2 separate regions of the Homo sapiens genome follow, and region 1 is linked to region 2. The links are chromatin loops, found by intact Hi-C in ENCODE. Cell type or tissue: Calu3. All regions are shown on one strand. Links, peaks and the distances in the headings refer to the core of each region. The heading gives the core; the rest is flanking DNA. Region 1 overlaps UPP2 (uridine phosphorylase 2). Region 2 has its middle 67 kb from the start of UPP2.

Evidence for each region. A loop is a pair of places that touch in the nucleus more often than their neighbours do. Peaks named below come from ENCODE experiments on the same cell type or tissue, not always from the same donor. Only the 100,000 strongest peaks of a DNase experiment are listed, where the experiment ranks them.
Region 1: it touches region 2 in a loop (9-fold over the local background); 3 of 110 quality-filtered maps call a loop at or near these places.

Annotation. Positions count from the first base shown.
Region 1 is chr2:158,122,841-158,128,220 of GRCh38, reverse strand. UPP2 (uridine phosphorylase 2) reads right to left here. Exons shown (of 7, transcript NM_173355.4): 6 at 4,326-4,472. Among named protein-coding and RNA genes, the nearest start is that of UPP2, 24 kb to the right of the region's middle. In Calu3, for the core only: no CTCF peak of the experiment used is centred there; a DNase peak (open chromatin) is centred at 2,400.
Region 2 is chr2:158,031,878-158,037,257 of GRCh38, reverse strand. It overlaps a transcript of UPP2 not described here. Among named protein-coding and RNA genes, the nearest start is that of UPP2, 67 kb to the left of the region's middle. In Calu3, for the core only: a CTCF peak has its summit at 2,842 (motif pointing left); a DNase peak (open chromatin) is centred at 2,817.

The sequences.
Region 1 (5,380 bases), core at 203-5,202, 91 kb before region 2:
CCAAGGAAATAACACTGAATTCTTTAAAGAAAAGCCACTGTGAGTGCTGCAAACAACTAGACATAGAAGAGGATTTAAGCAGAACCTAAGCGTAGACAAATATTAGGCTTCATATATTGTCAGGCAAGCCTGTGTCAAAAGGCAGCACTGTCTTTAAAACACGAATACAAGTTAAACATACTTACCACAAGTTCACAGTACAAGAGGATTATCATCTTTCATCAGAATGTTTGGGGCTTAATTAAAGTAGATTTTGCTTTAAGAGAGACACAGATATGTGCATATTATAAAGTGATAGGAGAATGCATTTATTGAGCATTGCACAGTGCTTCCATTGAACAGGTTTACATTATGCTGAAAATTTAGCTTTGGAATAATTGGGTGAATTCCACTATTTCCCTTCACCTGAATCTTTGTTAAAACAGCATTGGATTCCCAACTCTCTTTTCTAAAATAATGAGATCAGGATAGCAACAGTGACTTCTGGGTGTCAGTGGCCTTATTATAGGTAGTTTGTCCACCTATCAAATGTTGACAGACCCAGAGGTTGTAGATCTAGCAAAATAAATATTTGTATAGACCTTAGAGCAAAGGGAGGCTTGACTTTAAGGCTTTATTTCCCCCTTTGTGGACAGTTAGGAGATACTCCTAAGTCCTTTAGACAATTCTAAGCCACTTATATGGCTGGGGAATAAAGGTTAAAGTTTGCAATGGCCATTTTCCATAGTCAAAAAGAGTCTAGTGGCCCTTTTTTTTTTCATTCACTCACTCGTTCAGTAAATATTGAAAGCCCATATGGCAGGCATTATTCTAAGTACTGGGGATACAGCAATGACAAACAAGGTCCCTGTTCTTATGGCACTAATGGAGAGAAATAATCAATATATGCCTTTATGCACTAATATGCATGAAATAATATATAAGTTAACATATAAACAGACTGGAAATATAGTCAGTAGTGGTAAATGTGATGCAGATAAATGAAATAGAATGACACCATTGTGAGTGAGTGAGTGTAGGTAGTCATGCAAGACTTTTTTGAGGAGGTGAGATTTAGGGTGAGATGTGTAATACTAACTGCAAAGATAATAAGTGGTAATCCACGTGGACCCAAGGCCTCCTTGTGCTAAGTAGATCTAGAAAGATCTGTTTCTGCAATGGTCCAAACTCAGTGAGTAATTCATCTAAGTTAGTACAATGGTTCTCTAGAAGACCTTTGTTTATGTAAGTATTTGGTATTTATAAGCCATCACCTTAGTATGAATTCTGATTGGTTATCCAGTCATCTGGTGTACTAAAGGAACAGAAGAGGTGTCAGAAGGCTGTCTGGAGAGATAGGATAGGGTGGGCCATAACTAACAGTGGCAGGGAGGGGGTTAGGGAGACATGCCTATGGGCCCTGGGCTCTTGGTGCCAGGTGAAATCTTTTTTTCCATATTGCTTACCATCAGATGTCCTCTCTAACTTCCTCTGTTTCAGCAGCTGTCCATGAATGCATTCTCAGCCCTTCCCCAAGCAAGCTTTTCTGGCTCACACAAAGTGCGTTATAAATGGGTTAAAATCAAAAGGTGCCAGATGCCAGCTTCCAAGCTTCAGTGTTACGGGAACAGGATGTTATGAAGTAGTAATGAAAGAAGAGAATATGATAGCACCCTATCCATGGGGTTTTCGGTCTCTATACTTGGTGGCTGATCTTCCAGGGGACAGCATACCAGGAATCCACCTTTTAGAACAGTAAATCTGAGGGAGATAAAGAGCCGCTGGCACCATGAAGACATTCAGATAGAAATACTCCCAAGAACTACAGAGCTGCAGATGCAACTTTTAGTGTGAATGTTGGCAGCCTAGAAGGGGTCTACTCCATGAAAGGCTGCAGCAGTGGCCTGGGGGAGAGCTATTTGCAGGCGGAAATCAGCTACCAGCAGGTCCAGCAGCAGCATAAGAAAGAAAATGCAGTGGAGGGCAGTAACTACAGAAATGTAGAGAAGAAAGCATCCAGGAGGGAAACCTGCAGGTAGCAGAGAGAGCAAGGTTACAAAGATTTGCAGCAAGGACAGAAAGGCTCTTAGAATAACTTCACTTAGGTTTCTGCAACATCCTAAACAGAGAAAGAAAGACTCAGAGTCCAGGGTCCACAAGCCTAGAACTCTTCTTGGCTGCCAGTTGGTGCCTCTTAAGAAAGAACTGCTGGTCATCACCCGGTTTTCATGAAGGCAACATGTTGATAACTCGGCATTTTATGTTTAACTATTAATAAAGTGGTTAACAAATTATGTTACACTTACACATTAGGTGGAGACATGACTCAAGTGATCACTTGTTTATGTAATAAAGAAATGTGAGGAGGCATTTCCTGGAGCAGAACCATCTGAATCCAGGTGTCCCTGCAGGCTGTGTGGGGTGCTGCTTTCCCACCGTCACTAACTTGTAGAGAGAAAAGCAGATGCTCTTGTTCTCTAAAAGAGGATACTAGCAATGACCTTCAAAAGAATACAAAGATGGGCTGGGCGTGGTGGCTCACTCCTGTAATCCTAGCACTTTGGGAGGCCGAGGCAAGTGGATCACTTGATGTCAGGAGTTCAAGACCAGTCTGGCCAACATTGAAACCCCATCTCTACTGAAAATACAAAAGTTAGCCGGGCATGGTGGCACAAGCTTGTAATTCCAGCTATGTGGGAGGCTGAGGCAAGAGAATTGCTTGAACCCAGGAGGCAAAGCAAAGATTATAGTGAGCCGAGATTGCGCCACTACACTCAGCCTGGGCAACAGAGGGAGACTCTGTCTCAAAAAAAAAAAAAAAGAGTACAAAAATGCATTGCGTGTTCTTCCCACGTTTTTACCAATAATTTACACGTACATATATTCTGACAGATGCAAGTAGTTAAGGATAGTGGTTCAACAATTAATCTCCTTAGAACTACAGCTTTTTTGTAAAATGCATTCTTAGAAATATGACCACATATATTCTGTTTGTAATGTGTAGATTAAAATTCATTGACTATAAGGACAAGTTTTGCAAGTCAAATTCCACTTATAAAAATGAAGCTTTATTGTGCTGTAATTCTTTACTTCTTTGAAGCCTTCCTCTTTGCATATCAGGATGCCACACTTCCCTGGTGTACTGCCAACTTCATGGGCCACTCCTCCTTGGTCTCTCCCATCTCAATTAACTTTTAACGTTTAAGCAAGGACCTCTTGTCATCTGTGCCTAGACTCATTGTTTGTTATCTTACCCATTGCATAGCTTTAAATGCCATCTATATGCTTTCAACTTAGAATTTTATGTCTCCAGTGCAAACGACCAACCTAAACTCCAGATTCATAAATTCACCTGCTTGCTTGGCCTCCATTTTGATGTCTACTACCCTAATGTCTTCACCCCAATTTCCTCTGTCCCAGTTATGGCAACCTCATGCTTCCAGTAGTTTAGACCATAAACATGGGAGTCATTTTTAACTCCTGCCTTTCTCACCAAATTTACATCAAGTTGTCAGCAAATGTTGTTGGGTTTGTCTTCAAAATGTTTCTACAATCTGACTACTTCTCACTACCTGCGCTGCTATCACTTTGTCCATCAACTCTCACTAGACTACTGCGTTCGCCTTCTCGTTCTTCTCCCTGCTTCTGCCCTTGACCCCATTCGGGTCTTCCCAGCTGAGCCGCCACTGTGATTCTGTTAACACACAGGTCAGATCCAGCCACCTCTCTATTCAGAGCTCTCCAGTGGCTTCTCATTTCACCCAGAGTGAAAGTCATTGTTCTCACAGTGTCCTACACAATCTGTACATCTTCCCTCTCTCCTCCCATTCTCCACCACTGCCTCTCCCCTCCTGATCTCTTCCCTGTTCCTCCAATTCTCCTTGAATGCTCCTGTCTGTGGCCTTGGATTTGCATTGAACAGAATGCTCTTCCCCCAGATATCCAAGTGGCACATTCTTCTCCCATCCTTCCCTGACCATGCTCTTTAAAATTATGATTGATGGACTATTTTAGGAATATTTTGTTTGTATCTTGTCTCAATAAATTCAATTGTAATAGAAACTACTAGCCACCACCAGGATGAAGGAAACTGAACTTGCTGTCAAGCCCTGAACATGTCACCAATTAGCTGTTGAACCCTGAGGTTTAGTTTCCTTATTTGCATAATAAGAATAATGTCCTGGCCACTCACAAGATATTATGAGATAATGTATATTATATACAATTATAAGTCATGCCTTCAGCCCAAGGTAATATATAGCTGGACCTCTTTTTCTTCTCCTAAGGTGTAAAAGTAGCTTCATGAAAGAGGAGAATTTGACCCTAAGCATTCACGAAAAGCTTACCTTTTAGACCACAGAGTCCACACATAGCTGCAAACACTGTAGATTCCATTTCAATATTCCTGACACCAGCTTTAAATGCTCTCTTCAAGTAGTCTAACTTTTTTTCTCTGGAAAAGGAGCACAGTGCTCCATCTAGTCGGCCTTGGCCTGAAAGGGAGGGGAGAACGTTTAGTGACTTGATGTCCCACCCCACTGACAGTGGCCTCATAGGAGGCTTGCTGTTGGCTGGAGCACGCTGCCGCTGTCTAACTCTACAGCGTGCTCCCCGTGTAGGATAAACTGAGCTGTGTGACTCTTCCTACCAGAGGACTGTGGAGCGATGCTGTCCCTAGCTGAGGAGTCTCATACGTAGGAAGGAGCCTTCATGGCCGAGGACCTCAGTTCTGGGGTCAGTAACTGTTGAGTGGCTGCAGCAGCCAGCACTGTGCCCAGGGAAATCAGGAAGCGGGGGGTTGCTGTGAGAGCTGCCCTTTGAGGAAAATCTCAGGTTGCTCCAATGACTGGGGAATGGCCCAGGGATGGGTGCTGGGAGAAAAAAAAAGAGGTTTCGATGATGCTAAGCTACTTGAGGATCAGGACAGTGTTTGGACATTGCGCCTCTCCATATGCCTTTGCGACATTGTCCACCTTCCCCCTTTCCGCACACTTCTCAGGCTGCACGCCACCCCTTGTGATCACATTTTCCTTTCCAGGCTGCTCCCAGTGTTCATTCATCACTGAATTTCAGCTGTATCTACCAGTGCGGACAGAAGCAAGGAAAGGAAACCTTGATGTCATTACTCCTTCCGTACCCTGTGCACACCCAGAAATAGACCTCCTAATGCCTCCTCACTCCTGAGAAGACCTGGATTCAAGCAAGTGGGCTAATAGCACTCTGTTGCCATCCATTATTTTCACAATCCCCTTTTTGGTGCTCTTTCCTCTCTTTTTCTCCCTTTCCTCTATCTCTTTCACGCTACTTTCACCCCTGGCAGTCTGCTTCCCCTTGTTCCTTCTCTTCTCATTAGAGCTGCGTGCCACCACCTCTATTTAAGCTGATTCAAACACAGACATCG
Region 2 (5,380 bases), core at 219-5,218:
GATTACAGATGCCCGCCACCACACCCAGCTAATTTTTTTGTATTTTTAGTAGAGATGGGGTTTCACTATGTTGGCCAGACTGGTCTCAAACTCCTGACCTCGTTATTCACCCACCTTAGCCTCCCAAAGTGCTGGGATTACAGGTGTGAGCCACCACACCCAGCCAAGGATTGTTACATTTCTATCCTTTATGTCAAGTCAGAGCCTGGTTAGCCCTCTGAGATAGGAATGAATCTGAGATTCCAAAAAATAAATGAACTTGAAGATAGGAAACTTTCCCAGCCCCATACAGACTTTCTACTGAGCCAGTGTTTTGTTGGAGATGTGTCACTTTCTTTTAAGGAACATACAGAAGACCTTGGGGTCTCCGTGTCTGTGTGTCTGGTACCCTTCAGTGTGAAGCAAAACACATTTGGAAATGTGAAATTTTGACTGTGCCCCCTTTCAACTGTTCACCATTCTTTGATTTATTTAATGAATATTTATCTTCTGCCCACAGGGACAGATAACTGACATGTTGAGAACTTAAAAGTAACTGGTCTTATCTTCACCTGCCTTTCCATAAACATTTATATTCATAGCATCAGTGTCACAATCTATCATTGATTGATTTTGAAGTTGTGTGTTTCTCAGAGCCTTACTTACACCAGCTTATGAACGAACAGATAAGAGCTAGCAAAATTTCTGCTCAGAGTCTGTACATAAAATGGCACCACTGGCTATAGTTTATACTGGAAAATAGCTTTCATCTTTCATGGCACACAATAGGCCCACACTAATGGCCTGGTGATGAATGCTGATGCTGAGAGCTCTGTATTGAGGTCAATTACAAGACCACACCTGGACTCCACAGGAACTGTGCTGGGAGGCATCAATGTCTCCACCAAGCGCTCGGGGGTACAGTCGTAGTGAAGGAGCTGAGTATTTGCCCACCCTGCTTTTCAGGTTCAAGTGAAAAGACTTTGAAATTATACCTTAAAAAAAAGAAACTTGTGAAACATAAAATATAACTTTAATAACAGAATGTGTGACACTATGAATCTTGGAGAATGGCTTAAGAAACTCAGCAAGCATTTTTTTCTAGCCCTTCTCTAATGATAATGTATCTAATTTTACAGATTAAAGAAGTAAAGTTGAGTATTTTGTTTTTTAAATCATCACTGCTACTTTCCAAGCTTGTGAGCTTGAGTTCTTTTAGGATCTACATTCACGACCCTTCTACTGCCCAAGAGACTTACATGTCAGAGGAGTGACAACATCTCCAGGAGCTTGGTAAATTTTGGCCAACTATTTGACACAATCCTTGTCCCTTGGAAAACACTAATGTATGTTTAACGTGAAAATCAACTTCCTAGAAATCCCCTATTCCAGTAGCTTGTAAGGATGACAGCTGTTTAACAGAGGAAAACTGGTTTCAACCCTTGTGTATTTGAACAACTGCTTACAATGTAAAATAAGAACATCTCTGGACCAGTCAATCCCGTCCCTGCAGAATTATGTGCTGGTTTTTATACAGTGCTAAACAGTTTGGCAGATCTAATGTCATCAATGTATGAATTAGTTTCACATCTCTGGCTGTAAGAAACTGATAACACCCATAAAGCAATTCCCAGGTAGACTCTGATTGGCCAGCTCAGGTTACAAGCCCATGCCGCAGTAGTAGGGTATGGTGCCCAATTAATAACCCATCAAGATTCTGTAAAATGGAGGAGGAGTTCCTTTGATTGTATCCAGCACAATAGGAATGGGATAATATGCTGATCAATGACAGACTATCAGAGCCCACTTCAATATTCTGATCCTTGGCCGGGCGCGGTGGCTCATGCCTGTAATTCCAGCACTTTGGGAGGCCAAGCAGGTGGATTATGAGGTCAGGAGTTCGAGACCAGCCTGACCAACATGGTGAAACCCCGTATCCACTAAAAATACAAAAATTAGCTGGGCGTGGTGGTGCATGCCTGTAATCCCAGCTACTCAGGAGCTGAGGCAGGAGAATCGCTTGAACCCAGGAGGCGGAGGTTGCAGTGAGCTGAAATCGCACCACTGCACTCCAGCCTGGGCGACAGAGCAAGACTCCATCTCAGAAAAAAAAAAAAAAAGATTCTGATCCTCTTAAACTGAGGTACCCCATCTTATATCTCTACGTATCCTCTGTAGTTTCTAGCACTGTACCTGAAAATGCAATCTTTTAATAAATTCTGATAAAAAGAAGAGGATGTAGCAAGGTAAAGAGCTCTTTTCCACACCTCTGCTTCACATCTTCAAGAACCCCATTTGATGCCAGGCCAGAAATGGGGCTCTAATGCAAGCTACAGTGGCTCTGGGGCTTCTGATGTGCACTTTATTTGGAGGAGGGCCAACTTAATTCAGAAAAGAGTTCTCCAGGCTGGACTGACAGTGACCTTTCCACAGTGACCTCAGTTTAAGGCCTCATTCAATTTGAAGGAGAATCTTAAGGCTAGTTCGAACAAGCTGCCCCTGAGATAAAGCCAGAAATGGTTCATGCTCTGCAGCAGAGGCATAGACATAATGAACTGCTGACTGGTGCCAAACAATCTCTTCCTTTTCATTCACTATGCGTAATTAGTCCAGATTTATAGGACAGACTTCCTAGAATCCTCAGGCACACACACACGACAAATCTCTGGAAGGAAATGGACTTCAATTTTCCCTTCCCAAGCTCCCCTCTTGGAAGCTCTGTCACTCAAGGCCCTCTGTCTGTCACATCTCCTCTGAGATCCTTGAAGGCTGAGCTGGTTTGGAAAAGAGCACACTCCATTATCAAGCCAGGCTCCTTACACATCTTAGAACTTACTGACACCTGCTGGACGGTTTCCTTCTCTCTGAAAAGCATCTGAGCAGAAGCCTTTGCCCTATGTGTGAGGTCGAAGGAGCCAGGACCTTGGCTTCTGCACTGGAAGAGGAACAGAGAGCTTTCCCTGCCCTGCGGAGTGCTGTGTCTGCTCAGTGAAAACGTACCTCCTCCCCACAGAGAGCAGACTTGAGAGTCCCCAGGCAGCTTCAAGAACAAGCACCCTGATGGTAAAAATGCATGCAGGAAGGAACACCATGAAGAGCAGTTCAGAGGTGGAAGGTTGGAATTCATGATCATGGTCAAACTCCTAGATTCTTATGGCTTTTCCTCCTGGAGAGACTGAACATACAGCTAGCTTGAAAAGTATCCACTTCCAAGTGTGGAGCCTTACACTGTTCTCTGGGTTGCCAGAGCCAGGAGATGCTGCTTGACCGGGTCTGTGTTGCCCCAGAGCAAATCCTGAAGGAAGTAAAGGTGACCCTTGGTACTGTCCACTCTCAAAACATCTGGTTGTCTTTGGCTGCCTTCTCCAACTCCTAATGTTTTCAGGGCAATGCACTCTTCTCAACAGGTTGGAATAAGCAAATAAACTAATTTCATTGCATCCTTGTGAAACTGCATGTTTTAAGAGAACCTTGGGGTGAGATTTGTGCTAAAGTCCAGTGAATCTCTCCTAATGGTAGCATTTTAAACCTGAGGATAGGCTAATAACAGAAACTACTTGGAAAAGTGGGCTTGTGGAACCCCTTTAATTATAACGTGTTGGACAGCTGCCTGCAGGTAGATCTTGCATAGAACTAGTTAGTTATTGCTGCTATCTTGCCAAGGAATTGCCCTACATGGAGACCAACTGCTGGACCGCCCATTCCCCAGCCTCTTCTCCTTCTTCCCAGGAAAGAGGAGGAGTACTCACTGGCTGGCTGGCTGGCTGGCTCCCCTCAAGCTCCCTGGAAGATCCCTTCTGGAGAAGCTATTCTTCAGCATTCCCTCCTGGAACCACCCATCCCATCTGCAGTCATAAGAGCACCCCTGAGTCTCATCTCAGTTTTCCTCCCTAAGAGCCCAGCTAAATGCAGAAAGCAGGAGAGTAGGTGAGTGTGAGAGCATCTGTAAGCCTTTTTGCCGCCAGGGCTCTAGTGTGGCAGAGAGACCTCCCTGGGAGTGGAGCTATACCCTTCCCTATACAGGAACACAGCCTGCCCAGGCCAACCTCAGAAACTAAACACCTTTATTTCAAGAAAGAAACACCATGCTCAAAGGTCCTCCACCTTTGGGGCCCCCCTCCCATCTTCAGTATGCTTCAGGCCAGAATTTAGGTAGAGCTCTGAAGTTTGAGTTCTAATAGCTGGGTGTTGCCTACATTTGGTGTTCTAAATGACCCCTGGCCTCCTAGGGGTAATTATACAGCGGGATTTGAGGGTTTAAGGATGGGTAGGCCAATACTGGTAAATACCAGAAGGAATGTACAATTTCCCCCTAAAAGCCTGTTAGGGCCAGAGCCTGCAGAGATGAAAGAGGTCAGGAAAATGCCATGATATTACTTGCTTCCTACCTTAACATTTGGCCTCTCTGTGTCCCTGCACAAAGAAACCTGTGCTGCCTGTCAGATATGAAAAGCATTGCTATTTAGCAACTCAAAAACCATTAGAGGATTTACTTCAATAACCTGGAACTCATGGATTTCCAGAATCCAGCCTTTGTAGTGCTCTCTAATTTTATGATCTGTATCCTCACAAATCCTCCTCTGTCCCAGACATACTGTGTTCCAGCACAGTCTTTTGTTCACAATGCTCCCCGTAGCCCCAAATGCAGCCCTGAGTCTTCCTCTCCAGTGATCTCAGTCCCAGCCATGTTTCAGCACCTCCCCCATGTCCCACCTCCTAATGAAGCCCTCCTCTGCCACTGCCCTCACCACCCACAGCTCTTAATATTTCCCCTGTCCTATGTCATACACTTCCTTAGGTTGTTGCTTATATTTTCATGTAGGCAGCCTTTGTTCTGGAAGACCACAGGCCCCTCAGAGGTAAGCTCTTTGTCATATACCTGTTTGACTCCCCAGTTCAAACCCAGAACTTTTCACCACAACTTAGCCCATGGAGGGGGTCCCCTACATGGCATCCCTGAAAGATGTTTCCCCAGTCTCGCCATGAACATTTCTGGTGACAGGATGTGCATGACTTCATCCTGACCCACTCCAATATTGAATAGCTATAAGTTTTATTAAGTTCTTATTTCTACTAAGCCAAAATCAGCAATATCTGCTCCCAATGCTGCATTACAAGCAGCTGCTAGCTCTCAATTTTTGTCAGGATTCTCTTCTCCAGAGCAGAGATTCCCCAATTCTTTTGATCTTCATCTATCATAGTTTACAGACCCTGTACCATTCCGGCAGCTCTCTCCTGGGAAATTTCTGGTTTCCAGAGTCTCTCATGAAAGTTGCCACCCAGAGGGGAACACAATATTCAGCTGTATGAAGATGTGTGCTCTGAATGATGAACATACTCGAGGGAGGTATCTTGGTGATAATGGTGATGATCATGATCACGATCAAATTCTAACCACCTT